Regions from separate parts of the Homo sapiens genome. Here regions 2, 3, 4, 5, 6 and 7 are each linked to region 1. The links are chromatin loops, found by intact Hi-C in ENCODE. Cell type or tissue: mammary epithelial cell. All regions are shown on one strand. Region 1 holds the start of UGT1A5 (UDP glucuronosyltransferase family 1 member A5). Region 2 overlaps USP40 (ubiquitin specific peptidase 40). Region 3 overlaps DGKD (diacylglycerol kinase delta). Region 4 overlaps MROH2A (maestro heat like repeat family member 2A). Region 5 overlaps USP40 (ubiquitin specific peptidase 40). Region 6 overlaps USP40 (ubiquitin specific peptidase 40). Region 7 overlaps DGKD (diacylglycerol kinase delta).

Region 1 (4,000 bases):
CATGGCTGACAAGATCCACCACTGACACCTCTCTCTGAAAAAGCTCAGAGGCAAGGCTTGCATAAGGAGCAGAAACAGCATGGCAAAGGTAGGACAGGGCCAGAGGGTAGAGCATGTTCTTGACCCTTTGCAGGAATGTCATGTGGTCTGAATTGGTCGTTAGTAATCTAGGAATATAGGAGGAAGGGTTTGGACACTGTGTGCCCTTAAAGTCTAAATCACATGGAATGTTCCTCAAGAAAAACACAGCAGGAATCGACAGGTACTTAGCCAGCACCGCCGCGCAGAGGTGAAAGGGGTCTGTTAGAACCACATCAAAGGAAGTAGCATGCAGGTGCCTGATCAGGGCCTCATTATGCAGTAGCTCCACACAAGACCTATGTATGATCAAAGACATATTGTTCATAATTGCCATTCTTCTAGAAAATTTCATCAGAAGATGTTCTGTTTCAAAGAACGATTGAGTGTGACCCAGCAAAAGGCGATCAAATTCGTCCTGGGTCCATGAAATGGCATACGTTGTCAGGGTGAAAAAGTTCTCTTCTTTGATGTACATATTCACCTCCAGGGTGAGGACCACCACCTGGTGGCCTCTCGCATGGAGGTCCCGCAAGGCCTCCCGCATGCTGAGCCAGTGGCTGCCATCAGTGGGCACCACCAGCACCTTCCCACTCTCAGCCCAGGGCTGGACACTGAGGAGAAGCAGCAGTCCTGTGGCCAGCTGCGGCAGGGGAACCTGGAGTCCTGTGGCCATCTCAGCAGAAGCCACCGACAGCTGACTGTCCACCCCACGTTGTGCCTCCTAGAATTGTTTCCTTCGTCTTAATTACCTTGTCACTGAGACACCTAGCAAATCAACATGTAATTGAAGACAGAGTGCCCTCCTCCAGTTACTTATTACCCGTTAATCTATAATTGTCTTGCATTATGGGCCCCACCCTGGGAAAGACCGATCACTCCTATCTTGAAAAACTCATCTGACCTTGCGCTCGCTCTGGGGAACATCCAAGTTCAAGCTCTTGTTTCTCATTCAATTCCCAACACAAGGCTGTGAACCCCCATTTCATGTCACTGTCTCCTACTTCTCTCTTAACCACGTTTATCAGGCTGCAGCTGAGGTCTGAGGAGTCACCATTGCCCTAGTCCCCAACCATATGGTCTCTGCTGGATGTGACCCTATTTGCTAACTCTTAATACTCTTTCTTCCCACATATGGGTAACACAGCACATCCAAAATGCAGACAACATTGCTAAGCCAGCTTTCTTTAAACAGGGAGTGGGGAGGCTGGCTATCTGGTTTTGGTCGTTTTTCACACCAGGATATTTCTTGTAAAGCTCAAAGAGGACTCTCTCTGAAGTGGCTGTCAATATAAAAAAAGCTGCAGGGAGGCTGAGCTCAAGATGTGATGATCAGATTCTTGGAAAGGCTTTGTTGAGGATTCTCCATCTACACCATGGAAGAAGAGGTGCTGCTGTCTAAAGCACACATGTGCAAGACAACCCTAGCAAAGACCCATGGTGGGTTCAGGGAGCTCCTGCTCACCAAGGGACCGGGGGAGCTGGAGCCTGGCCTCAGATCTTGCACAGTCTGAATTCCTCTTCTGAATGCTGAAGGCTCCAGTCTTCTGCAAGTCTGCTTAGAGACTGAAGTGTCCATTCATCCAGGCCTTTATTTCATCCTGAAGATTATGGTCAGGCTTTTTTCCAAGTCAATCCAGCACCAAGTTCTGATAAGAATGGTTCCTCCAGAACAGAATAATTTGTGGGGGCTCTAGTTCAAATTTCAAAATGGAGAATTAAACGTGTGCCTTTCTAATGGAGAGACCCTGAGCACTCACAATGGTCTCACGCCCATGAGACTCGTCCTGCTCCAGAAAGTCACTCATACTTGTGCTTGGCAAGATTGCTGACGCCTCCTTGTCCTGGTCGCCCCAGGATGATGTGGGCAGGCTCTCTGGGCTGTGCACACTTTCTATCTCACTTCCTCTGTGTCTACATGCCTGGCCGTGTCTGCCATTGCTGGTGAAGCTGAGGCTTCCCTTAGGGAGGAAGTTACCCCCATTAGAAATCCACATTGATAATAGATTCCACCTTTGGACAGAACCCATGGGACAGGCAGCGAATGGAGCTGTCCACCAGAGGGCGCAGGCAGGAAGGCACAGAGAAGGCAGGCCTGCAAGGGCTTTGGGAACTCTCCAGGGGAGGATGATTCCCGGGGAGTTGTGAGGACACAGAGCGCTAGAAAGGGATTCTCAGCTGTGGGTGCAACATCTCAGCCTCTGAACTATTCCTCCAACCCCCTTAAAACTGTATGCATCCTAAGCACCCTCCTGATGAGCCCGGGGTGAGGGTGGAACACACCTGGGAGGGTGCTCTCACCACATTCAGGGGGCTCCCCTGTTCTATCTCCATGCAGTGGTGTTTTGTTTAGACACCAATGTCATCTAATTTCTACTCCCACGTCTAGGACTCCTAGACCCTGGGGAGGCCCATGTATCTTGGAAGATGGTGGTGCCTTCAGCGACATGGGAGCACTGGGGAGAGCAGGACTGTGGGGAGGGAGTAGCTCATATTCCTGGTGCCCAGGAAATAGGAGGAGCAGCCCAAGGCATCAGCTTCCAGGGTCTGGAGATGAGGAGGGGTCTGGGCTGCACAGATAGACTTGGAGCCATCAGCATAAGTGGTGATTGAAGCCATGGGTGTCAGTGAGGTCACCCCAGAAAAATTCAGAGATAGAAAAAGGCATCCAATAGCCTGATCTGAATGATTGTATATTCCCCTCTGCCAATCTCAGAGACATAAACAAAGACCTAAACAAAGACTAAGTGGTCTAAAGACCTCTTTCCACCCAAACCTACAAACTTAAACTGTTTAACTTTTTTAAAAAACATAGAAACAAATCCTCCCACCTTTTGGTAGACAAAGATTCCTTAGATAGGGCACGAGGGGTACAAAACACAAAACGTTTGCTAAAATTGACTTAATCAAAACTTGCAACTTTTGCTCCTTGAAAGACGTTGTTTTTTAAAAAATGAAACAAAGGACACCACACACCAGAAGTAAACAGAAACACAACTATCTGACATAGCACTTGTATCCAGAATATGTAAAGAACTCACTACTCAAATATAAGAAGACAAACAAACCAATAAAGGTGTGCGGAAGATTTTGAAAGGGCACCTTTTAAAAGAAAACAGGCATATGATCAATAAGCACATGAAAAGATTATCATCAGTCATAAGAGGAATGCAAATTCAAACCCAATGAAATTCTACTACACACCCATTAGGATGGCTAAAATGTAAAAGACTAAAAATAGCAAGTCTTAGCACAAATACAGAGCAGCCAGAACTCTAATGCGTTGCTGTTAGGAATGTAAAATTGTATAACTGCTTTGGAAACAGTTCGACTGTTTCTTATGAAGTCATACATACACCTACCATGCAACCCAACAATCCCACTTTTAAGTATTTACCCAAGAAAAATGAAATCTCAGAAACACTCGTACTCGAATAGTCATAGCAGCTTTATTCATAATAGCCAACAACTGGAAACTATCCACATGTCCATCAATAAATAAATGCATAAGCAAATGATGATATATCTATACAATGAAATGCTACTCGGAAATAGAAACGAATGAAATATTGATACATGCAACAATGTGAAAGGATCTGAAGAGACATTATGCCGAGCCAAAGAGGCCAGACACAAAACAGTATACCTGTGTGTTTTTCATTCATAATTGTATGATTCCATTCAGATGAAACTCTAGAAAAGACAATTCTGTTATCCAGCAACAGAAACCATCCAGGGTTGCCTAAGGTGAGGGGAGGTATTAGGTGACTGAGATAGGACAGAAGGGAAGTTACTGGGTAATGGAGTGCTCCGTGTCTTGAATGTGGTGATGGCTGCACAGCTAAATAAAATCATTACAACTCAGAAATGTATCATTAAAACGGTGCACTTTATTGCATGTAAATAATACTCCAATAATGTT
Region 2 (4,000 bases), 220 kb after region 1:
ACCAGTCTCTTTTTGAAGAATATTTAGGTCATTTCCAGTCTTTTGTTGATACAAGTAACAATGTAAAAAATATATTTATTTTATATATTTATTTATTTATTTATTTTTTATGTGTGTGTATATATATATATATATATATATAAATATATATATATATATATATATATATATATATATATATATGCCATTTTGCTTGTATATGAGTATATCTACAGGATAAATTCCTAGAACTGAAATTGCACAGTTTTTTTTTTGGTTTTTTTTTTTTTTTTTTAGAAAGGATCTGACTCTTGTCACCCGGGCTGAAGTACAGTGGCATGATCATAGCTCACTGCAAGCTCGATCTCCTGGGCTGGGACTACAGGCACACTGTGCCTGGCTAATTTTTAAACATTTTTTTATTTTTGTCTTGCTTTGTTGCCCACACTGATCTTGAACTCCTGGGCTTAATCGATCCTCCCACCTCAGCCTCCCCAAAGTACTGGGATTACAGCTGTGAGCCACCAAGCCCAGCCAAAAATCTTTTAAAGAGGGTCCTTGAAGTTGGTTCATGGTTTTTGGTCCCATAAACAATTTGTAAGAATATTCTTGCATATGTGGCTTTCTATGCATGCACTAGTATATCAGAATGTAAATTCCTAAACGTGGAATGGCTGGGTCAAAGGACTTGCACATTTTAAAATATGACAGGTACAGGCAAATTATTCTACAGAAACTTCTCAGCAGTTTATATTCCTGCTACCAACTTACAAATGTTCAAGTTTACCCATATTTTCACCAACATAATTTTCTGGTTTTTGACAGTCTGCTAGGTGAAAAAAAAAAATGGAATTTTGTTGTTCTGATTTACATTTATTTAATCGAATGAAGGTCAAATATTTGTTAATCTTCACTAATCTGATAAACAGAAAAATATTCTAATGCACATTTCTTGAACTATCTATTTAAAATGTTTTAGGTGGTTAATTTTTATTCTCATCTTCTATTGTTGGAAATTAAGTGCTGCAACAATAGCACCTTTTATCTCTTAATAAACCTGTTAAAATTCTTCACTAACAAAAAATGAGGTGGGAAGAACTAGCTAAATAAGTAAAACTGAAATTACAGGGTATGTATAAGACAATGGGTTTATTTCCTTTAGTTTGTATCAGAAACCCATTAGATCAATGGGCTCTTGCATCTGTGTGATAAACTGCACTGCTGGGACTGGTATCCTGGGCCAGCAGTGCTTGGACAGCGCCTGGAAACGCTGGTATAGTGTGTTCAAGCAAATGCATTGTTCTTGTTTATGCTTCTCATTTATATTATCTACTAAGATACCTTTAAGCAAGGGATATTTAGTCCAGTCACCCCAAAGTCTGATTTTTATGATTTTAAATTTTTGATTGTAAAAACAAGTATAATTTATGACAGTTAATAAATCTAAAAGGAAAAATGATAAGTTCAAGAACATCTTAGGTCATCAAGGTGTTTCTTTCTATGGAAGTAAAAGTAGAGTTTCACTTAATCTTTGTAATCACAGCAGTTAAACATGCTCCATTCTTCAGGGTTTCCTGAAGGTGCCCATCTGGTGGTACCAGCTTCAGGGTCCCTCAGGACACTGGGAGAGTCATCAGGACCAGACCAACTGTACTTCGTCTTGGGGCAGAGTTTGGAGAGCCACTTCCAGCCAAGGTGAGAACAGAATGGGATTTCAGCAGCCAGTGCATCATAAAGAGAAGTAAATTGACTGCCTGTGCTCTGAGAGTCAATTGATATATTTATTTTTAAAACGTAAGATCTTGAAAATCAAGACCTATTAATTTCATAAGTCATTCCAGACATCACATAATAATAACACTGTGCCATTTCTGTACGTGCTCTGTAACCTCTGTAAAGCACTATATATCTTGTTGTTTATTATTATATCAATATATTACACTTTCCAAAGACTTTTATGTATCATCTCTCAAGATCCTCAGGGCAACAGGGGCCCCATTTATCACCACGTACCAGAATATTGAGACTTCATCCAATTCTAATGATGTCATTTTAGCCCACAGGGGCAGAGACCAGGAGTCCACATCCTACATGTCTTCCAATCTTTCTGCCTCAAAACCCTCAGGAACTGCTTCTAGGGCATTTGATATCATCTCACTGACTTCTGAGAAGGAACATAGACAAGTACAAGCATGTTGTCTTACTCAGCACTCAGCCGCACACATCACGATGGGCAGAAGTCACTATCAGTGAGTTCTGTTGCCCTTGTACAAAGAGGAGTTCCACTTCATTATAAAGAAATGGAGCGAGTATATTTTTAATAGGCCCAACTCTTTAGCTATGTTTTTCTTTTTATCAGGCTTTACTTATTTAGTTTTTCTAGTGCCTTGAAGTATATTACTTATATTTCTTTTTAATCTTTTCAGCCTCAGTAATAAAATTAATATAAATGAGTCAAATTCTTATCTCCTTATTCTTTGAAGTTAGGATTATATAGAGAGAGTAATGTTGAATGAGCTATAAAATTGGCATAAAGTTACTTTTTAGTTGGGTTACAGTAGTTCATGTTAACTAATGCTAAAAATGCCTTGGTGATAGAATTCTAGTTACATATAGAATTGGATATAGATTGTAAAAGCATGTTTAATCAGTATGTTTCTACGTGAAAAGTAAATAAAAGGTTCTTTTTTTGGTAATACATCTGTACACAACACATGGGAAATGCACTCATGTGTCACTTAACAACATGAATATGTTTTGAGAAATGCATCGTCAGATGATTTCATCATTATGTGAACACGGTAGAGTGATTTACACAAACCTAGATGGTAGAGCCTCCTACACACCTAGGCTATGTGGTGTAGCCTCTTGCTCATAGGCTACAGACCTGTACAGCAGCTTACTGTATTGAATACTGAAGGCGAATCATAACACAGTGGCAGGTGTTTGTGTATCTAAACAGAAAAAGGTACAGTGAAAATACAGTATTATAATCTTATAGGATCACATCACATGTGTGGTCTTTGACCAAATCATTATGTAGCAGGTGATTATATATTTCATTCTTTAGAATTTCCTAAAATTATCTTTCCGGTAGTGTCAGCCTGTAATTTCCTTAAGACACAAGAGGAACTTCTCATGCACTTAGTTGACTTCTAATCTCTCTGTAATTTCTTGCTATGCATTAGTGGCATGCTCAGCAGTAAAGACAGTTAAGGCAAAAATAAGTGAAGACAGTCTAAATTTAGTTGCCAGCTTTTATATTGTTTTTGATGAGAAAGCATTGTGTTTTTCCCTTTTTTTAAACAAACTTGGAAAGGCCTTCTTATTGTCAAGATTTCCTTATAAATAAACATTTATTGGGCATTTACTATGTGGCACCCATTGTACCAGGAACTGGGGAGACAAGATAGATGGCCTGCCTCCTCTTGAAAATTCTGTTGTTTTGAGGAGGCAGATTAAACGCCTGCACACAGACAGACAGACACACACACACACACACACACACACACACACGAGGAACAGGTTGGGATGAGTGTTATGATGAGGAAACAGGAAGCTAACATACAGAATGCAGCCAGCATATCCTACCCAAAAAGTCCTCTTTGAGGAAGGAGAGAATGTGGAAAAGTACATTCAAGGTAGGGGCATAAGTGTCACAGACCTCTTGGGAGTCTGCCGACAACATGTCCCTGCCTGCTTACCTGCCAGACAGGGCCTCCTCATAAGACTTGGATGCAGAGGCTCTTGAGTGGAATTTTAATAACCTATTTACAATATCAAAACATGGCAATGTATTTCAGAAACACAAAATAAGTTTCAAGTTCCTTGTAAACATCCCGCTCTGTCCTTTGGAAGGTGCTTCTGGGAACGAGCCTGCGCAAGTTTCTCTCCTCTACTTGGGAGACATAGAGATCTCAGAAGATGCCACGCTGGCGGAGCTGAAGTCTCAGGTCAGACTTCTTCCTGCACCATAACTTAGTGGTAATGTGGCTTCTTCCAGTGAGATATTAATATATTC
Region 3 (4,000 bases), 310 kb after region 1:
CTTCTCTCTGCATAACATGGTTATTCTGATATGATTATTTCAGGGCAAGCATCCTGAGAGCTATACGGTATGAGCACATAACTAAAGATCAACCGGGAGGATGTCCGCAGAAGTGCCATGTCACACTTTGGAGAAGTCATACAAGAGCTCCTCGTCTGTTCTGTGCCATGGACCCCTTCTGGCAGTCTGGTGAGGCCTATGAACTCCTTCTCAGAATTTCTCTAAGTGCCAAAAATAAAATACTTATGATTACAGTGGAAACCAATTTTAATACAATATAGTCATATCCACAGACCGCTTTGAGGGGGCCATGAATCCTGGTTATGAACTCCTACCAGGCAACACACTTTCTCCTCTCCTCGTCTCCCCGTCCAACAACAGGAGACACAGTGGTGACTAGCACCTCATAGCCTCTTAGACTAGAAGACTCACATTCTGGAAGGGCTCGGTCGACCTTGCAGAATGACCATACTCACCAAGGACTACTTTCTTTGGTGTGAAAGAATAAAACCTTGCCTGTTCACACCATTCTTATTTGTAGCTATAGGGCATCGAATGATGGCCTCCAAAAGGTATGTCCATGTTCTAATCTCTGGAACCTGTGAATGTGACCTTATTTAGAAAAACAGTCTTTGCAGATGTAATCAAGTTAAGGATCTTGAGATGAGATCATCCTGGATTATCTGAGTGGGCCCTAAATCCAAGGACAGGTGTCTGTTTAAGAAAACAGAGGAGAAGACACAGAAGAAGGAAGAAAAGGCCATGTGGAGACAGAGGCAGATCTTGAAGCGATGCAGCCACAAGCCAGGGAATGCCTGGAATTACCAGGAGCTGGGAAAAGCAAGTCACAGAGTCTCTCCTAGGACCCCAGCCCTGCCAACACCATGATTTCAGATGTCTGGCCTCCAGGAATGTGATAGAATTACATTTCTTCTGTTTCATGTTATCTGATAATTTGCTATGGAAGCCATGAGAAACTAATACAGTAGCTAAACCTAACTCTAACATACACTACCTTCATGATATTCTACCAGCATTAAATATAAACTGCCCTTTATATATGCAGTATTATATAGCTATTACACATAAGCAGCCCTCTAGACATGTGTCTTAGTCTGTTTTGCGCTGCTGTAACAGAATACCACAGACTAGATAATTTTAAATGAACAGAAGTTTATTTGCCTCATAGTTCGAAAGTCTAAGAGCATGGTGCGGCATCTGGTGAGGGGCTTCATGCTGCGTCAAAGGTGACAGTGAGAACAAGGGGGAGGAGATGAACTCATCCCTTTATTAGGAACTGACCCCTACAATAACAGCATTAATCCATCCCCAGAGCAGAGCCCTCCTGGCCTGATCACCTCTTTTTTTTTCTTTCTTTTTTTTTTTTTTAGACAGAGTTTCACTCTTGTTGCCCAGGCTGGAGTGCAATGGCACAATCTCGGCTCACTGCAACCTCCGCCTCCTGGGTTCAAGTGATTCTCCTGCCTCAGCCTCCTGAGTAGCTGGGATTACAGGCATGTGCCAACACACCCAGCTAATTTTGTATTTTTAGTAGAGACAGGGTTTCTCCATGTTGATCAGGCTGATCTCAAACTCCCGACCTCAGGTGATCTGCCCGCCTTGGCCTCCCAAAGTGCTGGGATTACAGGCGTGAGCCACTGCACCCAGCACTGATCACCTCTTAAAGTTTCTACCTCTCAATACTGTTGCACTGGCGCTTCAGTTTCCAACACATGAACTTTGGAGGACACAATCAAACCATAACAACATACATATCTTAAATTTAATTTTCACTTGGCTCATAATAAAAACACCCTTTATTTTTGATCCCCATTATTTGGCCAATCCATTTTCCTGAAATTTAAAAATAAACCAAGGGCCGGCCTGTCCTTTTTCTTCACTCTGTTCTTACATGATACCAACAAGTATTCACTTCTCACCTTCTGTCTTCTTTCCAAGCTGGTTCCATTCCTGTAAACCAGCCCCATCCCTCATGCAAGTGTGTACTCAACTCTTCTTCTACCACCTTCCATACCTGGGGCAGCTCTCTACCTACCCTCCACCCAACCTCATTCCAGGATGTGCCACTGGAACAGCAGACGTTCACCCAATGTCTGCTCACATGTCTTCCTCCACCAGCTTAGCCATATAAGCCAGAGTCCCCTGATCTGTCCACTTCCCTTCAACAAACCCAACTTCTTCTTGATATTGCTTTTTTAAAGTTATGTGACATGCCAATCCTCTAGAGATTCTGGAGGCTTAGGATATCTGAAAGTTCAAATGATGATCTATCTAAAATGGTGTAAAGTAAATAGAAGCTGAAATACAGAAATACTCAAAAATAAAGCTGTAAACCAGAACCAAACTAGAATCACCCAAAGCAGGAGGAAGTTTTGTCTTCTCAACTCTCAGGGCAGGTAACAAAAAGGAACCCAAGACCAAACCAAAGCAGCTCCTGAAGGGCAAACTGCACCCTCTCCTGGGCAAACAGGGCTCAGCATGGAAGCTGCTCTGCAGGGGAGAACAAACTCACCTCCCTAAATGTCCCTCCTGTGATCTGAAATGCACATTCTAGCATTATCTCCAACAGGAAAAACTGAAACATTCTCAGTTCCTAATGCTGCAAGAGTGAGCAAATAAAGTTTAACTGATCAGTGATGACACATCTACACAATGAAATATCTGCCACCATAAAAAACGATCATTACAGAGACTCATGATATGGGGAATCTTATGATAAAACAGCAAATAAAGCCAAAATACAAAATTATACATGTATATAACACATGTAAATTATACATGTATATAACACATGTAAACACAAAATTATACATGTATATAACACATGTAAAATGTAATTTTGTAACACAAAACACAAAATTTAACTTTGTAACACAAAACACAAAATTATACATGTATATAACACATGTAAAATTTAATGTGTGCCTATTAAAAAGTCTGAAGGGAGGAAGGGCGCAGTGGCTCACGCCTGTAATCCCAGCACTTTGGGAATCCAAGGTGGGCGGATCACGAGGTCAGGAGTTCGAGACCGGCCTGGCCAGCATGGTGAAACCCCGTCTCTACTAAAAATACAAAAAAATTAGCTGGGTGTGGTGGCACACGCCTATAATCCCAGCTACTCAGGAGGCTGAGGCAGGAGAATTGCTTGAACCCGGGAGGCAGAGGTTGCAATGAGCCTAAATCGCGCCACTACACTCCGGCCTGGGCAACAGAGCGAGACTCCATCTAAAAAAAAAAAAGTCTGAAGAGAAACATGAAAAAAGAAAACAACTGCAGAGCTACTGTGGGAACATTTTCTCCCTATTTTACTTTTATTTTTATTTTTGAGATGGAGTCTTGTTCTGTCGCCCAGGCTGGAGTGCAACGGTGCGATCTTGGCTCACTGCAACCTCCACCTCCTGGGTTGAAGCAATTCTCCCTGCCTCAGCCTCCTGAGTAGCTGGGATTACAGGCGCCCACCACCACATCCAGCTAATTTTTGTATTTTTAGTAGAGACAGGGTTTCACCATGTTGGCTAGGCTGGTCTTGAACTCCTGACCTCAGGTGATCCGCCTGCCTCGGCCTCCCAAAGTGCTGGGATTACGGGTGTGAGCCATCACACCCAGCCCATTTTCTCCCTATTTTAAATTTCCTTTAAAATCATTACTAAGATTCAAACACTTTAAGAACTAAGTTAACAAATGAATCCATACAGGAGGACTTGTACCTGGAAAGCAGGCACTGCTAGTGTGTCACATGAACAGACACTCCTACCACCTATTTCCTGGATGTCCCCGACTCCCTGACTCTTCCCCAGTCCTCTCTGCAAAAGGGACCCGTCCCCACATCCAGCTCTCATGCCGCTCCTCAGAGAAGCTTACCTCCCCTCCCAAGGCTAACCACCACCACTCTAACTGTACTTTGTACCTTCTTCCACTCTACTTATGACAGGGCACTAGAACTACTTCTTTATATACTGTTAGAAGTCTCCCAGAGTAG
Region 4 (4,000 bases), 120 kb before region 1:
TGCTATGGTTCGGATGCCATTTGTCTTGAAATTTAATTGCACATGTAATTGTTAGGGGGTGGGGGCCTAGTGGCAGGTTTTTGGGTCATGGGAGTGGACACCCCATGAATAGATGAATGCCCTCTTGAAGGAGTGAGTTCTCACTCTCTGTGAGAGCGGGTTGCCTTTGCACCTGCCCACTCACCTTTCTGCTTTTCCACTGTGTCTCGAGATAGCACAAGGCCCTCACCAGAAACCAAGCAGATGCCAACATCATGCTCTTGGACTTTCCAGCCACCAGAATTAGGAGCTAAACAAACCTTTTCTGTATAAATTACCCAGCCTTGGGTATTCTGTTTTAGCAACGCTAAACATACTAAGGCAGATAACTTCCTCCTTTTTTCTGGCTTCTGCTGTTACTTTTAAAAGAAAAACTACCATACTCTCAGGATAAAAAAAATACTGTACTGTCTTAAATTTTGCTCTCTCCATTTAGGTCTATAAACCATCTGGAAATGTTTCTGCACAGGCATGGAAGGAGAGCCAATTGTACAGATGTACAGCTGCCTCCTTGTACTCTATCGAATGGTGCACTCTCCCCACTGCATCAGTGGTGTTCAAGCTTGTTTAGCAGCAATACTCTTTATCACTGGGCAGGAAATCAAGTCACCATTTGCTCCACAAAACAGTTTGAAGACCACTGTTCCAGAGAAGGCTTTAGCACGGGTTGGATTTTGGACAGCATAGCAGCTCTCTCCTGTTGATGGGACCCCGGATGGTGAATTCCTTTGGCAGTTGGACTGGGAACAGTTTGGAAGTCCTGGTTTACCTGCTCTGGGGACACCTAGACTATTCTGATGGCCTGAGCATAGCAAAAGCCTTCCCCACACTGCCCCTCTCTTCCCCTACATGTTCTTAGACATGGGGCTAATTTCTCCTTTTTGACCAGCAGCCAAATTCTGTTCCAGGCCTCACTGGGCTCCAGTTGCAACAGTCCAAACTTAACTTTGGTAACTTTAAGTCGCAAAGGGAAGGGCCTGGAATAAATGTCAGTTCCTCCATGCGGCCTTTCTGGATTGTCTCCAGACTTGCACACCCACCCTCCTGTGCCACTGTAGCACTTGCACCCTGGCTGCAGTCCTCCCTCTGATGTGTGTTGTGGTTAGGTGCCTTTCCCTTTAAGAAGTGTCCTGGCCTGGCACGGTGGCTCACGCCTGTAATCCCAACACTTTGGAAGGCCAAGGTGGGTGGATCACGAGGTCAGGAGTTTGAGACCAGCCTGGCCAACATGGTGAAACCCCATCTCTACTAAAAATACAAAAATTAGCTGGGCGTGGTGCTGCGCACCTGGGCTGAGGCAGGAGAATCACTTGAACCCAGGAGGTGGAGGTTGCAATGAGCCGAGATTGCGCCACTACACTCCAGCCTGGGCGACAGGGCAAGACTCCATCTCAAAAAAAAAAAAAAAAAAAAAAGAAGAGTCCCTGGAGACAGATGGGACACTCTAGGCCTCCCCTCACCGCTTGGCACAGTGCCTGGCCTTAGGCACGCTGTCAGCATGCGTGTGGATGAACTCCGAGTGAAGACACAAAGCTAGTTTCCGACCCTTTGGGCCAGTGGGCTGTCAGACAAACGTACTTGGGGGGAAATCGGAAATGAAGTGGCTCATTAAGGCCAAAGTTCCCTTTGCCTCATTGTCTTGGTTCTGGGCTGTCACCACCTTACAGTCACAAGTCTACTCCAACGACAGTGGAGGTTTATTTCAACGGAAGGAAACAAAAGGATACTAGTTATTTTACAATAGTGTTTTTCCTACAAACTAAACTTCTTACAAACTAAATTAAAAAGGGCTTGCATTTGGCACTAAGAAGACAGTTTACGTCTTATGTTTGGACCACCTAGGACATTCCTTGGGGTGAAGCCAGAAACCCATGCTGACTACAGCTATCCAAGACTGTGAGCGTCTCCAGGGCTGCCCTCCTGACCCCGGGATCCGGGTCCAGCTGTAGTTCCTGGAGGGCTGAGAGAGAACACAAAGAGGGAAGGTTCAGGCCCCGCCCAGTCAGGACCACATGCTGCATGCCCTGGGCAGTGATGGCAGGCAAGGGCCGCAGAAGGTGGGCAGGGGCAGACGGGGAAACTCCTGTGTGGGAAAGCAGAGGACTGCAGGTGGAGCTGTTTCAACACACATCATAGCTCTCAGGGCTTCAGTAACCACCCTAACAGGGACAGAAATCACCCACAGAACCTGATAGCAGCATCAGGCCAAAAGCATTTCATAAGAAGCTATGAATGGGAGAAACAGCCCAGGGAATGAAAGGGACTCCACCCATCAATAGCTGTCGTCCTGGAAAGGCCTCCCCAGGTGCATCTCTCTGCCCTGGTTGCACTCCCACCCCCCCGAAACCCCACAGCAAAGGGTCCTCTGGCTCTTCCCTTGAAGCAGTTTCTCTAAGCTCCCCTAGTGAGTTGGTGAGTCGTGGACTCAACATCTAACACTCTCCACTACTCACAATTCCGTAATGCTGGGAAGTCCAGCTTTTTCAGATAATGTGTAGACATCTGCTTCATAATAATTCCTAAAACAATAGCCAAAGAAATGCTCATCACGCGAGTATTAGGTCAGCAGGCAAGTCGTCCTGTGGTTTACTTACTTTACGTTATGAGAGCATTGATGAAAGATTTTGTTGAGCCCACGTTGGCAGGGAGGAAGCCAAAATCAAAACGGGATAGAAAGCACAGTGCAGGGCTTAGACCTGAGCTCTGGTCTCAGCTTGCCACATGCCTCCCACTCATGATCCACCCTTCCCCCGAGTGCCGGGGTGGACTAGAGGGCCTTCAAAGTCTATCTTGAGTCAGGAGACGTCTCTCTGCTCACCTGCCAAGTTGCAAGCAGCGATTCTGATTCTTGACAAGTTATTTTTAACATAGGCCATTGTTTCTAGCAAGAAGCGGTAGAGAACAGCCGGCTTTTTCCGAGTCTGCAAAAAGTAAGTGATACACACAGCTTTGGAGGATGAGACCCTGACAATGGGCTGTCATTCATCAAGCGTGTTCCCATCACCAAGATGCATCAGAGAGGGCAAGCGCCCATCCCAGCGTCACACAGCAGGTGAGTAGCTGGCAAGTGAAGGACCACTGGCCACCAGTTATATTTTTCATATCCCATCTGACCAGAGAACCTGTGCTGTCCAACATGGTAGCCACAAGCCATGTGTAACCCTGCAGCACTTCAAGTGTGGCTGGTCTGAATTAAGGTAAAGTGCCCCCTGGGTTTTAAGATGGTACCCCAAAAATTGTAAAATATCACAATAATAGTTTTTATACTGATTACATGTTGAAATGATCATGTTTTAGTTATTTGAGTGAAATAAAATACATGAAAATTAGTTTCACCTCTGCACTTTTCTGGATGTGCCTACTAAAAGAAACATCAGACAGCTGAAATAGGCACATGACTTGCCTTCTATTTCTGCTGCACAGTGCCGGTCTCGACATGGCATGTGTGGAAGGTAAACATAGGGCCCCAAGAAAGAGCTGTGGCAATCTCGACCCCCCAGCTCCAAGCCAGCGTGTGGCCACCTGGGACGGGCTGGTTCCCCCTTTGGCTTCCTCACCAGGATGGAGCACATGGTTGTCTGGAAAACGGTCATCTTGTCATCAGTAGCGGTATCACTTGGCCCTGAGGGATGCTCCAGGGACTTCCAGCCCCAGAAGTGCACACACTGAAACATGGTAGCCATACAGGCCTGCAGGGACACAGGACGGCAGCAGAGCCATCAGCCAGGCCACGTGGTTCCCCAGAGGGGTGAGGCTGGCAGGAAGCCAGAGGGCAGCCCCAGAAAAGCCTCACCAAGCCAAAGAAAGGCAGGGCTGGTGGCTCCTGGGAGGCCACCTGGGACCTGGGCCCCTGCCAGCTTGAACATGGCTGCAGGTACATTTATAGAAAGCCCCTTGGGGGCAGATGCAGCCCCACCCGCCCCCTCAGCCAGCACCTTCGTGCCCTCAGCAGCCCTGCCTG
Region 5 (4,000 bases), 150 kb after region 1:
CAATTACATTGTAAGTAAATTTTTAAAAATTCTTTGTTTGTTATGTGCTTTGTGTTTGAATCCACATGTTCTGATTTGAAGGTTTGCTTCAGTCAAAAAAGTGAAATGGTTCTTGGCAGGTCTTTTTATTCCTGTCCTGACTTTCTCCTGACCTTCTCCATTTTCTTTATGAATCTTGTTGTATGTGGGCTTTCTCTCACTTTCCTGTTTGAGTTCTAAAAGGCATTCTACTGTATACGAACACTACACACTTGTCAGCAATGAGTAAAGGTGCTTGTTGCACATATTGATGAGCTGTTATAGCTATACAAATCCAAACAAATCCCAGTCTACCATTTTTATATGGAATAGATGGATGTAATCCTGCAAAGACAGGTATAGGCAACTGTCACAGAAGTTAAAGAGCAAACGATAGGAATACTGTTATATTGCCTTTAATGGTAAACTCTGAAGGGTAGTCTTCTAACCAGGAACACTTCTTAACTAGGTGATACTAACTATGTGATTAAGGAGGTAAGGCATGGACTTTCAAGCAAAATGGGGTATAATACATTCCCTAAACAAGTATGTTAAATTTCTGGTGTAGGGCTGGTATTTGGCGTTAATCCGATTAACAACAAAAACAAACAAACAAAAAAAACACTGTATTGAGATGTAATTTACATGCCACAGAATTCACTCTTTTAAGTGGTACAGTTCAGTGGTGCTTTCTAGCATATTCACAGAGTTGTTCAACCATCACTACAATCAATTTTAGAAAATTTTTACCACCCCAAAAAGAAACTCCATACCCGTTAGCAGTAACTTTCCATCCCCCTCAACTCAGCCGCTGGCAACCACTGACCTCCTTTCTGTCTCTATGAATTTGCCTATTCTGGACATTTCATAGAAATGGAGTGATCCAATAGGTGGTCTCGTAACAGTCTTCTTTCACTTAAAGTACTGTTCTCAGGGTTCATTCATGTTGTAGTATGTGTCGATACTTCATTCCATTTTATTGCCAAATGAGATTCTATTAGATGGATATGCCACATGTTTTTTGTTTTTTTTTTTTAATCTAGTCATTGGTTGATAGATTTTTCTTTGTTTTTGATAATGAGCTTCACTAAGTTGCTGGTTTCTTCTTAATGCTGTGAAAATTTTTTTTGTTTTTTGTCTAAATAAGATCTTGCAGAAAACCCTCTAGGACTGGACCTGCAGTGGTAGGAGAAGGTCTCTGTGGTACCTTTGCGAAGTGTAGGATTGTTTAGGAACAGAGCTTGAAAACTTCCACAAGTTTTCTATCCCATCATAGCCAGTGATATTAGATAAATTACATCCTTGAGGGTCTTGTATTTTAAAAGGCAAGATAGAAGTCCTCCAGCTTTCATCCACTTTATCTGCTGCTCTTCACACAAAACTTTTTTTTTTTTTTTTTTTTTTTTGAGATGAGGTCTCACTGTCACCAGCCTGGAGTGCAATGGCATGATCATAGCTCACTGCAGCCCTGGGTTCAAGGCATCCTGCTGCCTCGGCCTCCCAGGTAGCTGAGATTTTAGGCATGAGCTATTGCTCTTGGTTGAAACTTATTTTTGAAATTGTCTTCCCTTATTGCCTCTGCTTCTGAACTCTCCATTTGTTCCTCTCCTTCCTTTCTACTTTTTTGGTTGAAGTCAACAGTGACATCCCTGTGCCAAGTCCAGAAGACACTTCTCTGTTCTCAGCAGAAGGAGCTCTCAGCAGCACTCACCACCCTCCTTAAAGCCTCAGCTCCTCCTGCTTCCTGGGGCCTCACTCTCCTGGCCCTCCCCCCAGCTGCTCTTCCTCCTCTTCTCCACTTCTCAGTCTTGGTGTGCCCCTTGGTTTGGTTATAAATTTTTCTTAAGCACAAGTTCACACACAACTGCGTGACTCATAATGGATTAAAGCAAGTTCCATCAGGATTTTTTTCTCAGTAACACTGTGTTAGTCTTGTTTTAGTTGTTTTTACTTCAAAGCAGTACATTCTAGTTCTTTTCTATTGTTGATAATTCGGACTATTCACATGTGCTCTGATCTCAGTGAGGTGTTCCTGTGCAGACACTGCCAGCTCTTAGACACTGGTCTGTGCCTGGTATATCCCTCTCTGCTTTCTGTGGCATGGCCATGTGTGTGGTTTCCCACAAGAATAAATGCACATTCTGGGTGTCAAAGGAATTGAGTTACATGTACACACTGAACCCAGCCTGTTCATATTTTCATTTTTTAGTATAAATAAAAATAGGTGGTAATCTCTTAACCAGCTCAGCTTGTTTTGCTGAGTCATTCTTATATCTGATCTTCAGATTGCTTGATAAATCTTGAGTTTTTATTGACTAATGTTTGTTTTTTTAATGTTTTAAAAAATCTGAAGCCCGGAATTACATCTAAAAGTTACCTGTTTTGTAGGAAATGAGGCAACATGATGTGCAGGAACTGAATCGAATCCTCTTCAGCGCTTTGGAAACTTCTTTAGTTGGGACCTCCGGTCATGACCTCATCTATCGTCTGTACCATGGAACCATTGTTAACCAGATTGTTTGTAAAGAATGTAAGAACGTTAGCGAGAGGCAGGTAAATATGCCAGAGTATTTTAGTAATAAGTTATGTTGTAAATTATAATCCATGTAATTAAATGTATGATATATACCACACAAGGATTAAAGTGTTTATTACTAAAAGTAATTTATTGAGTTTTTTTTTCTTCTAACTACACCTAAATCATGAGCCTATAATCCAGATTTCTCCATGTAGATTGAAAGAAGCAAATATCTTGAAACTTAATCTTTTATTCAGTACCCTAATATTTGGAAAATAGATTTGGGGGATATTTACAAATAGAAGACTGTGGCCTCATGTGAGAAGCCAGTGTCATCATGGTTGGAATATTGTAAAGAAAGTTAATTAGGGAGGTAATAAAAATAGATAATACTGAGGACCAAGGAGTGTTTAATTTGACAAACATTTGTAATTAAATATGGGATTTAGTTTATTAATATTCTTCAGAAAGTTCATTTATATATGTGTGCTTATGTTTATATATTATATATAAAGCTATTGTAATCCTATGTTAATTAGTATAACCTTCAGTTCTTTGTAATGACACATATTGCCCATTTAATCTAATTGGAAATTAGAAATTGGAAATTTGCTCATGTAAATGTAATCCTGTTTGCCCTACAAATCTTATATAGTCAATTATCACTGAATTCATCACTGATCCTTTAATAAAAGGCTGCTTTTGTTATTTATGCCAAGGAAGTTTGTGTATTTGTATCAGGACAAAATTACCATTTTCTTTTTTTTTTTTTTTGAGATGGAGTCTTGCTTTGTCGCCCAGGCTGGAGTGCAGTGGCACGATCTCAGCTCACTGCAAGTTCCACCTCCCGGGTTCACGCCATTCTCCTGCCTTAGCCTCCCGAGTAGCTGGGACTACAGGTGCCCGCCACCATGCCTGGCTAATTTTTTGTATTTTTTTAGTAGAGACGGGGTTTCACCATGTTAGCCAGGATGGTCTCGATCTCCTGACCTCATGATCTGCCCACCTTGGCCTCCCAAAGTGCTGGGATTACAGGCATGAGCCACCGCGCCTGGCCCAAAATTAGCATTTTCAAAGGTGTTAATTGCTTTCTTGAAAATAGATGTGTATATAAAAATATGTGATTTTCAGGATGCTGAGGCAGGAGAATCGCTTGAACCCGGGAGGTGGAGGTTGCAGTGACCTGAGATTGCGCCACTGTGCTCCAGCCTGGTGGCAGAGCAAGGCTCCGTCTCAAAAAAAAAAAAAAAAAAGAGTGATTTTTTAAGTTTGGAAATAATTAAGATGTTGCGTGTGTCTTTGAATTACTACATGCTTGACTTAGCTATGATGTAGTAAATCAGAGTATTTTCAAAACAACATATGTAAGGCCATTATAAATTAAAGACATTAACTTTTCACGTATATATTATAAACCATATACTGTATAAATGTTACTTTTGGTACTTGAAATCTTCACCATGA
Region 6 (4,000 bases), 230 kb after region 1:
ACAATTTTTAAAACTTGTGTCATGTGCAATTTACTGGAACAGAAATTATAATATTGGCTTATCATATGAGTGTATTAGAATAGAGATTATAATACTTGACACGACATGTTCCTAGCAGAGGCGGGGCACTGAGAAGTAGCCAGACCCTCCTGCAGAGCCTGGTTAATCTCTCAGTCATTGAAGAGTTTAACTGTGATGTCTAGCCAGAGCCAGCTCCCCACCTCCACACCTGAGAATGCAGCCAGCGACCTGGGCAACCCCCAGCACGAACCCCGCAGACCCTGCGCTGTGTCTTTCCTGACACGCACTTCCCTTCCTGGGTGCGCCCCTGAGGCGTCCTCCCTGTGGACAGCATTTACGGAAATAACATGCGTGTGGAAAACAACCTGCGAGTCCTGGGAAAGGGAGGAGGCTTGCCCAGTCACGGGAATGCAGGGAGCAGCCTGTGTTTGTGAAACCCTGCAGTTAAGGCTTGCAGGAGATGCCAAGGAAGTAAAGCCAAGTTCATGCCTCTCAGAAGCTGGGGCTGGCTATAGAAATACAGAGGCGAGAACAGACTGACGGTGTCTATAAAGTAAACAGCTGTGCTTCTGGCGCGGCGATGAGAGATCCGTGTGCTGATGTGGATGATCTCTGTCTTCATGTTGCCTGGTAGCCCTTTAAAGTCCCCCTGTTTGGCCACTCGCAGTGGAAGCTTCTGGAGCTGAAGGGAAAGGTCAGATGGCTGGAAATTAATTTCCCTTGTGGAGCTCTTCTTGCCACCCCCGAGTTTGTTTTCATCGAGCAAGAGGATTTTTTTTAATCAGTTATTCACCTAGTTTATGTAAATTTGAATCTGTTCTTTTGTCAATATAGGTAGTTTTTTAGACATGCCTCTTTTAAATGTAGGCTAAAAAGATGTCAGAAAACACTGCTCATTACTTCTTTTGAAATGTAGAATCTCCTGATTGACGACGATGATGATTTCAGTACAATCAGAGATGACACTGGAAAAGAAAAGCAGAAACAACGGGCCCTGGGGAGAAGGAAAAGGTAATTGCTGGGGTCTGCACAGATGTGCAGCTGACAGAGCCCTCTCTGACTCTCTCTTATTCCTGCTTGGAAACTGAGAGGGACCGGAAACTCTTGTTGATTCAGAGTGCACACAAAGCACACCAGTGTGGCGGGTCCTTCTCCGCCCCCTGCGTTCTTTCCTCTCCTTGAGTGCCTCCTCCTGGAGCTTTCTGTGGAACAGGTGAAGTCCACGTGAACTGCAGAGGCACGATGAGGAGCCCGCAGATCCATGGCCCCCCGGTCCCCCTCCTTCCTCCTCACCCGCAGCCTCACCCTCTGCCTGGCTCTTGGCTTTCCCTTCAGGTTCCCACACCCTCAGGTCTCCAGAACCACCCCGTCTTGCTGCCACCTCAGCCCTGCTGCGGGCTCCCTGTCCTTCTCCCGCTCTCTCCAAGGTTCCCGAGAGCCTGGCCACTCCAGGGGACGCTGCTGTGGCTTCAGGGCTGCTACCCCACTTCCTCCAGGACACTGCCTGACCCCTGGCCGCCAGGACTCCGCTGCCACAGGCCATCTTCTACCTCTGCTCAGGACTCCTTGCCTCTCTCCCTCCTCCCAGCTCTGGCGCCGCCTGCCGTTGTCTGGCTCTGCACTTACTGCCACTGGAGGAAGCAGGTGCTGCTTGCAGTCAGGCCAAGCCACAGGCTCTGTGCCCAGCCGGCTGTCTTCAGGCCTCCAGGCCACACACCCGGAACTGGGGCGTGAGGCTCAGTTCGCACTGCTCAGCTCACCACCACCACAAGTCCCAGGACCTGCCCGTGGCATCAGCTCCATGCAGGCCTCACCAGAGGCCCCCAGGCGTCCTCATCCTCCCCCACTCCCCGACTCACGGACTCTGGGTCTCTCCTAAATCTGCCTTTTGTCCTATTCTGACTGCTTCTGCCCTGGTGGATTTCATCTTTCCCTGCCCAAATGACTGTAGGAGCCTGATCTGGCCCCGCTCACCCTAATCCCCTTCTTCTGCCCCTCAGTATCTTGGCTGCCCGTGTGCCAGGGACTGCATGCCCTCTGCCACTGGGGGCGTCTGGGGAAGAGAGGTCCCAGGTGGAGGTGGCAGGGCAGGTGAGCGTGACCTCGTGACCATGGCAGAAGTGGGGGTTCGAGCGTGGTTAGAGGCTGCTGGAGGGTGTGAAGGGGGACGCGTTGACATGATCACTGGCTGCTTTGTGGTGAGTGGATTCTAGGAGGTAGAAGTAGAATCAGGGAGCCGAGCGAGGAGACTCCCTGAGTGAAGATGGAGGTGGGTAGGGACTGTGTGAGCTCCGCAAGCAGCACGGCCCCTGGGCCAGGGCCCCTTCCTCTCTGCTCTCCGGGGTCTGGGCTGCTTTCCGGACAGCACTGTCCCGTGGCCTTTGCTGACTCCCTAAGGGCCCCGGGAGCCCCAGGATAGCAAAGGACCTGTGCCTGGCCTCACCCCCATTCGCAGCTCTGCAGCCCTCAGGTCCTGGTGCCCTCAGAGACCTGGGATATGGGAGAGGGGCTGCAGCGCTGGCTGCTTCGGGGGTTTTCCTGTTTAAAGGTCAGACACACACACACACACACACACACACACACACGTAAAATTCTATACGTGTCTAATACATAGACACTAAAATACTGTTTTCCAAATTTTTTTTTTTTTTTGCGACGGAGTCCCACCTTGTCGCCAGGCTGGAGTGCAGTGGCACGATCTCAACCCACTTCAACCTCCGCCTCCCGGGTTCAAGCGATTCTCCTGCCTCAGTCTCCCAAGTAGCTGGTACTACAGGCGTGCACCACTATGCCCAGCTAATTTTTGTATTTTTAGTAGAGACGAGGTTTCACCATGTTGGCCAGGATGGTCTCAATCTCTTGACCTTGTGATCAGCCCGCCTTGGCCTCCCAAAGTACTGGGATTACAGGCGTGAGCCACCGCGCCTGGCTCTGTTTCCACATTTAAATGTGATGCCACTGACTTCATCAGACTTCTCCAAGCATCCTCTCTGTCAAAGCCTTAGTTGTCACCAGGGCTGTTATTTGGAGACATCCAATAGTTCCCCAGGCCCTGGGAGCTCCATTGTCATCTGTGCTGTTTGAGATAGCACATTTTAAAAATTCATGGTGCTGTCACTGAAAACCTCATCTTAAGCCTCACACGTGCTGTTTGCACAACAGTAGACCACTGGTGTCTTCTGAACACCGTGATGTAACCACTTACTATATTGTTTTTCATTTTTTTTTGGAGTTAATAGTGTCACGTGCTTTCAAAAGCCACCAAAGAGGTTCACTGAGAAATCTCTGCACCTCCCTCCCCAGGTACACAGCCTCTCCTAGATGGGCCAGCGTGACCGTCACCTGCATGTCCTTTCAGAGACCTGTGTATAGGGGCAGAGAAGCTTTCCTTTCTCTTTTGACCAGAACTTTCTTGGTAACCTTGCTGTTTTCATGTACCAGTGTGTACTCAGCTGCCCCGTCTCATGGTGGGAGCGTGGTGTCCTGATGCATGGGTAGACCACAGCTTAGGTGACTTATGCCCACCTCACACACTTCCAGGCTGTCGCCAATCTGTCACCATCACAGTGAATAACCTTGTATATTCACCATTTTGCAGTACAGATGTGGATATATCTGTAGGACAGATTTCTGCAATGGAATTGCTAGGTCAGAGGGTATGGCTGTAAACATTATCTGCAAATAAGAAAAAGACAACCAATCCAATAAAAATGTAGGTAAAGGGTATGAACAGTTCATAGAAAAGGAACTGCAAATCGCTTGCCAGCATATAAAAATATGCTCAGCCATTCACTCATGATAAAAGAGGTGTAAATTCAAGCTACTCCGAGACAGTGCCACATGCCTATTGGCAACACTAAAGTGGGAAAGACTCGTGTGTTGAGGACGCAGAGTCACTGGGGCTCTCATCCCCTGTGTGTGGGTGTGGAATTGGCACAGACACTTTGGAACTCAGGACAGTACCTCCTGCTGCATCTGC
Region 7 (4,000 bases), 260 kb after region 1:
AAAAAAAAGCACTTTTCATACAGTCGTGTAAATTTTTCAATTCCACCTATCTTTCTCAGGGGCCTGTAAACTCTCCGAGGGCAGCGAGCCCATCTCTTTCAGTTTGACGGGACCAGTGTTGTGCTAGGGCCCCCACCAGTCCCTCCTGCTGGCCGCCACTCACTTGGGTACAGGATCTTGGTGTTGAGCGCAGGCAGGCCGTCCCGGCTTCCCGGCTGGGGCGGAAGGGAAGCAGAACTGCCTAGGGACAGACTCCCTTTGCTGATCAGCTTTTCACACGGAGATTTCGACACTGTAACAACACAGCAGAAAACCTTACAGCTGTGTGGAATAGAGACTGTGAAATCCTGGGGGGTCCTTAGCGACACGAGCAGGTGGGAGGGCTGAGGAGGGAGGGCTGCAAACCACAGGCAGTTGCGTGAAGTGTGTGGGACAAAGAAGGGGGCGGAGGACCGAGTGGGTGCACATGTTTGGGGGGCTGGGCTCATGGAGAGGTTAACACAGGCCACAGGTGGCAGCGCTGGAGGGAGGGGTGAGCCCAGTCAGTCCGGGCTGTGGGAGGCGGAGCACACACACAGCAGAGCTCTCAGTGGTGGCCATGCAGTGGCCATGGGTCAGTTCTGAGCATGGGCCTCCCAGCAGCCTGCACAGGCTGGGGGTGCCCTCCACCAGGGCCTGCGCTGTGGGCTGTTCCAGGAGGGGCAAGGACAAAGAAGGCCCACGCTCACCCACCCGCCTTCCCTCTGCCAGACACAGCCCCTTCTGAGCAGTTCTGGGGCCCAGTGTGGTTCCAAGGAAGCAGTGAGGGCAGGACGCAAGTGCTCCTCAGGGAGGCAGTCCTCGCCCTGATGGAGGGGGTCTCGCGGGTTCTACTGCTGTCCACCAAGACAGACCGCACACACCCACCTCAAGGGCGCGCACAGGAGATGCACAGAAACAGGCCTTGGGCGCTCAATTTTTATGTAACCAAGTGGCCAAAGCAACTATGAGAAAGTGCCCTAAAACCTCCCCTGGCAAGCCCGCTACGTCTCACCAAAACCAAGCACACGACGGTGCGCAGAGGGAGGTGGAGGCACAAGTACCTTTGCGCTGGCTCCTCCCCTTGGGGACCCCGAAGCTCTCGCTGTGGGACAGTGGTGGGCACACTCTGTGGTCCATCTTCTCCTCTGACTCAGAGAGGCCCAGGACGAAGCCCTCCTGCTCCTGGGTCTGGGCATTCTGCTCATCGACAGCTGTGCAAGGAGAGTGTGTGCGGCTGAGCACGCGGGTGCAAAGCCAAGGGCGCTGTCAGGCTGGGTGGAGGGCCCCTCATCCTCACCCCACGGCCTGATCTTCCTCAAACAACCTCTGGCTAAAGGCTTGGACTCCGAAACCCCACCCCCACCCATCTTCCCCCTGGTCCTGGCACTGGGGCAGGGCGTCCCTGCTAACAGGCTGGGAGGTCTGGAACCCTTGCAGGGGAAGGCAAGGGATGCAGAGGAGCCTGGCGCAGGCTGGAGGGCTGCAAGCGGGAGGAGCGGCTGCATGGACACGCAGGTGTGCGGGTGTGAGGCCGTGACCTCAAGGCTCTCACGGGAGTGAGACGCTTATAGTGAAGTCAATGAGGGCCAGGAAAGAGGTCGAGGGGAGGCAGCATGAAGGGGTCTGAGGGTGTGAGAGGAGGGGTGGAAGGAGGGCAAGCGAACTCGTTGGGGGTCTGGTGCCTGGACATGGGTGGAGAGGGCCGCAGTGGAGGTTTTCTCAACATGCACCCTTCTGTCATCTCCGTGTTCAGGGGACGCTGGGCATGCCCAGTGCTGGCCTGAGGAAAGCCCCTCCTCATCACAAGGCCAGTTACCTTTTTCTGTGTGTTCTATGATCTGACGAATTGCTTTCTTCAGGCTGTTGGCTCTCAGCATGAGCTGTTCTCGAGGCCGGAATATCTGCGGCCGGGCCGGGCAAGCTGATGCCACCAAGCGGTCTCCGGTGGAACCGCAGATGCTGCCCGACCCATCTCCATCTTCAGCCTCCTCGGCAATGGTGGGGGGCGGGTTGGGCAGAGAGGACGAGGCCTGGGACTCATCGTCCAAGGTCTTGAGAAGGGAATCCAGCTTCTCTTTCAGGACAGAGCACTGAACAAGGAAAGGAAATGGCATGCAGAGCTGAGGCAGGAGAACAGGGTCTGCAGGCAGGGAACCTCAGGCCATTTCACCCAGACTTCCTAGAACTCGATCAAAAGGAAAATCCTAACTCTCCACGCCTAAGTAACAAAAAGACCAGAGGCTACTCCCTTTGCAAATCCCCACCTTTCCCGCCCTGGCAGGTGGGAAATTGGGGAAATTGGCTGTCCACAACCAACCATACTGATTGCGAGCTGAGTCTTAGTCTGCATAGAAATGCAACTTTGTAACTTCACCTTAGCCTCTGATTGGTTGCTTTTTGCAACCAATCAGATGTTTGCACAGGAGTGTGACCTTTGTAACCACTTCAGCCTCTGGTTGGCTGCTTTCTGCCACCAATCAGACTGAATGCAAGCTACCACTTCATTTACATGAGGTGAGCATGAAGTGGCCAATGGGATACTTCTAGGGGGTATTTGGACCCAAGAAGATTCTGTGTCTGGACCCTTGAGCCGCTGCTCGGGCAGCTCCCACAGTGTGGAGTGTACTTTCATTTTCAATAAATCCCTGCCTTCGTTCTTTGTTGCTTCATTCTTGTCTTCCTTTACTGTGCGTTTTGTCTAATTCTTTGTTCAAATCACCAAGAACCTGGACAACCTGCAGTCACGGCCCTCTGCTGGTGACAGAGCAAGCTTCTCGCTGCCTCAATGCCCCTCCCACCCAGGGCACGGGAACAGACCTTCTTGGCCATGACCTCTGACTCCTCCGAGCTCTCGGTCGTCTTCTCATAGGCCTTCCCCACCCGTGCCACGAAGTCCTTCACCGTCTCACAGAGCACTCTGTGGGGAGAAAAACAGAAAGACCCTTCTAGAGAGGCAGCTCCAGGCTGGGGGCCAGGGCACCATGCCCTCCCCAGGGCCACCAGGCACTCACTTGGCCGAGGAGATGACCACCGAGTGCTGGTCCGAGGTGAGGATTTTAGAAAGGTGGGCTGCAACCGAGTCTTCATAGAAGAGAATCTGCTGTACCTGCAATCACCCCAAATGGCCAGGACTGTTGGTCTCTGTGACAGCAAGCTCCATGACAGTCCCAGTGACTCTGTCAGCCACTTCCTTGCCAGCACAAGCTGGGAAAGATGAGTCTCTCCTAACAGACACTGTCTGACCCAGCCAAGCCTCAACTCACTTCTAACGCTAATCTGGGACTCACCTAGTGCTAGGTGAGAGATTTTAAAAGCTTCGTCAAGCTGCAGGCAAACTGCAAATGAATCTCCTTCAGTCTGCGATCCCAGCACGGCCTGTGCTAGGAGCTTCCGTCCTGACCCCTACTCATCCTGACAGCGGCATGCTGGCGGGTCGGCTCCAGGTTTGGGTCCGTTTGCAGCAGAGGCTGTTTCCACCTGGCTGTGAGCCCCATCTGGACACACACTCCTGCCCCCACCATCTGTTCTGGCTGTCAGAAGGGCAGCCCTATCCCTGTGGGATCCCTGCTGTCCTTAGGACCCAGCCCCAGGGTCGCAAACTTCACTACTGGCCAGACAGCGAATATTCTGGGCTTCCCCCACACACTCTTCCTCTCAAAAAAAAAATTTTTTTTTAAAAAAAGGAAAAATAAAAAATGTACAAACCAGTCTTCGCTTGCAAGGCCGTGGGCCCAGGCACATCTGGCCTGCAGGCCTTGTTTGCTGACCGTTGCCCTAGCCCCTGACAAAAGCTCACCTCTTTGTACTACCCCACCCAGCACTGCACCAGCACAAAATAGAAACTAAAGACAAAGTCTGTTCTCTGAGGGAAACTGTAGGAGCGTTAAACACAACAGTAACAATCACCAAATGAAAAGAACCACCAGCTGGACTAGAGGAGCCTGAGCGAAGGGCAGCTGCAGACGCCACAGAGAGGTGG

What was found. Peaks named below come from ENCODE experiments on the same cell type or tissue, not always from the same donor. Only the 100,000 strongest peaks of a DNase experiment are listed, where the experiment ranks them.
Region 2: a loop joins it to region 1, with 8 times the contacts of the local background. A loop is called at or near these places in 14 of 110 quality-filtered maps.
Region 3: a loop joins it to region 1, with 27 times the contacts of the local background. A loop is called at or near these places in 11 of 110 quality-filtered maps.
Region 4: a loop joins it to region 1, with 17 times the contacts of the local background. A loop is called at or near these places in 4 of 110 quality-filtered maps.
Region 5: it touches region 1 in a loop (12-fold over the local background); 12 of 110 quality-filtered maps call a loop at or near these places.
Region 6: it touches region 1 in a loop (7-fold over the local background); 15 of 110 quality-filtered maps call a loop at or near these places.
Region 7: it touches region 1 in a loop (14-fold over the local background); 18 of 110 quality-filtered maps call a loop at or near these places.

What each region holds. Positions count from the first base shown.
Region 1 is chr2:233,709,746-233,713,745 of GRCh38, reverse strand. The region is part of intron 1 of UGT1A8 (UDP glucuronosyltransferase family 1 member A8); the gene reads right to left. The region is part of intron 1 of UGT1A10 (UDP glucuronosyltransferase family 1 member A10); the gene reads right to left. The region is part of intron 1 of UGT1A9 (UDP glucuronosyltransferase family 1 member A9); the gene reads right to left. All of the region lies in intron 1 of UGT1A7 (UDP glucuronosyltransferase family 1 member A7), which reads right to left. It also overlaps UGT1A6, UGT1A5 and UGT1A. RefSeq lists enhancers at 135-635, 636-1,136. In mammary epithelial cell, a CTCF peak has its summit at 2,138 (motif pointing right); a DNase peak (open chromatin) is centred at 2,165.
Region 2 is chr2:233,491,099-233,495,098 of GRCh38, reverse strand. USP40 (ubiquitin specific peptidase 40) reads left to right here. Exons shown (of 32, transcript NM_001365479.2): 25 at 1,548-1,674; 26 at 3,838-3,932. Among named protein-coding and RNA genes, the nearest start is that of USP40, 74 kb to the left of the region's middle. In mammary epithelial cell, no CTCF peak of the experiment used is centred here; DNase peaks (open chromatin) are centred at 2,138 and 2,788; H3K27ac peaks cover 2,362 bases.
Region 3 is chr2:233,402,907-233,406,906 of GRCh38, reverse strand. All of the region lies in intron 3 of DGKD (diacylglycerol kinase delta), which reads right to left. Among named protein-coding and RNA genes, the nearest start is that of DGKD, 50 kb to the right of the region's middle. In mammary epithelial cell, a CTCF peak has its summit at 2,481 (motif pointing left); no DNase peak of the experiment used is centred here.
Region 4 is chr2:233,831,137-233,835,136 of GRCh38, reverse strand. It overlaps MROH2A (maestro heat like repeat family member 2A), which reads right to left. Exons shown (of 42, transcript NM_001394639.1): 39 at 3,597-3,728; 40 at 2,858-2,960; 41 at 2,493-2,558; 42 at 1,719-1,999. The coding sequence ends at 1,878. Among named protein-coding and RNA genes, the nearest start is that of HJURP, 21 kb to the left of the region's middle. In mammary epithelial cell, a CTCF peak has its summit at 2,150 (motif pointing right); DNase peaks (open chromatin) are centred at 2,196 and 2,496.
Region 5 is chr2:233,555,426-233,559,425 of GRCh38, reverse strand. It overlaps USP40 (ubiquitin specific peptidase 40), which reads left to right. Exons shown (of 32, transcript NM_001365479.2): 5 at 2,407-2,571. Among named protein-coding and RNA genes, the nearest start is that of USP40, 9.4 kb to the left of the region's middle. In mammary epithelial cell, no CTCF peak of the experiment used is centred here; a DNase peak (open chromatin) is centred at 1,925; H3K27ac peaks cover 1,493 bases.
Region 6 is chr2:233,478,235-233,482,234 of GRCh38, reverse strand. It overlaps USP40 (ubiquitin specific peptidase 40), which reads left to right. Exons shown (of 32, transcript NM_001365479.2): 31 at 938-1,032. Among named protein-coding and RNA genes, the nearest start is that of USP40, 87 kb to the left of the region's middle. In mammary epithelial cell, a CTCF peak has its summit at 1,611; no DNase peak of the experiment used is centred here.
Region 7 is chr2:233,447,214-233,451,213 of GRCh38, reverse strand. It overlaps DGKD (diacylglycerol kinase delta), which reads right to left. Exons shown (of 30, transcript NM_152879.3): 13 at 3,033-3,127; 14 at 2,839-2,938; 15 at 1,838-2,111; 16 at 1,083-1,232; 17 at 164-292. Among named protein-coding and RNA genes, the nearest start is that of DGKD, 95 kb to the right of the region's middle. RefSeq lists an enhancer at 1-519. In mammary epithelial cell, CTCF peaks have their summits at 1,961 and 2,787 (motif pointing left); no DNase peak of the experiment used is centred here.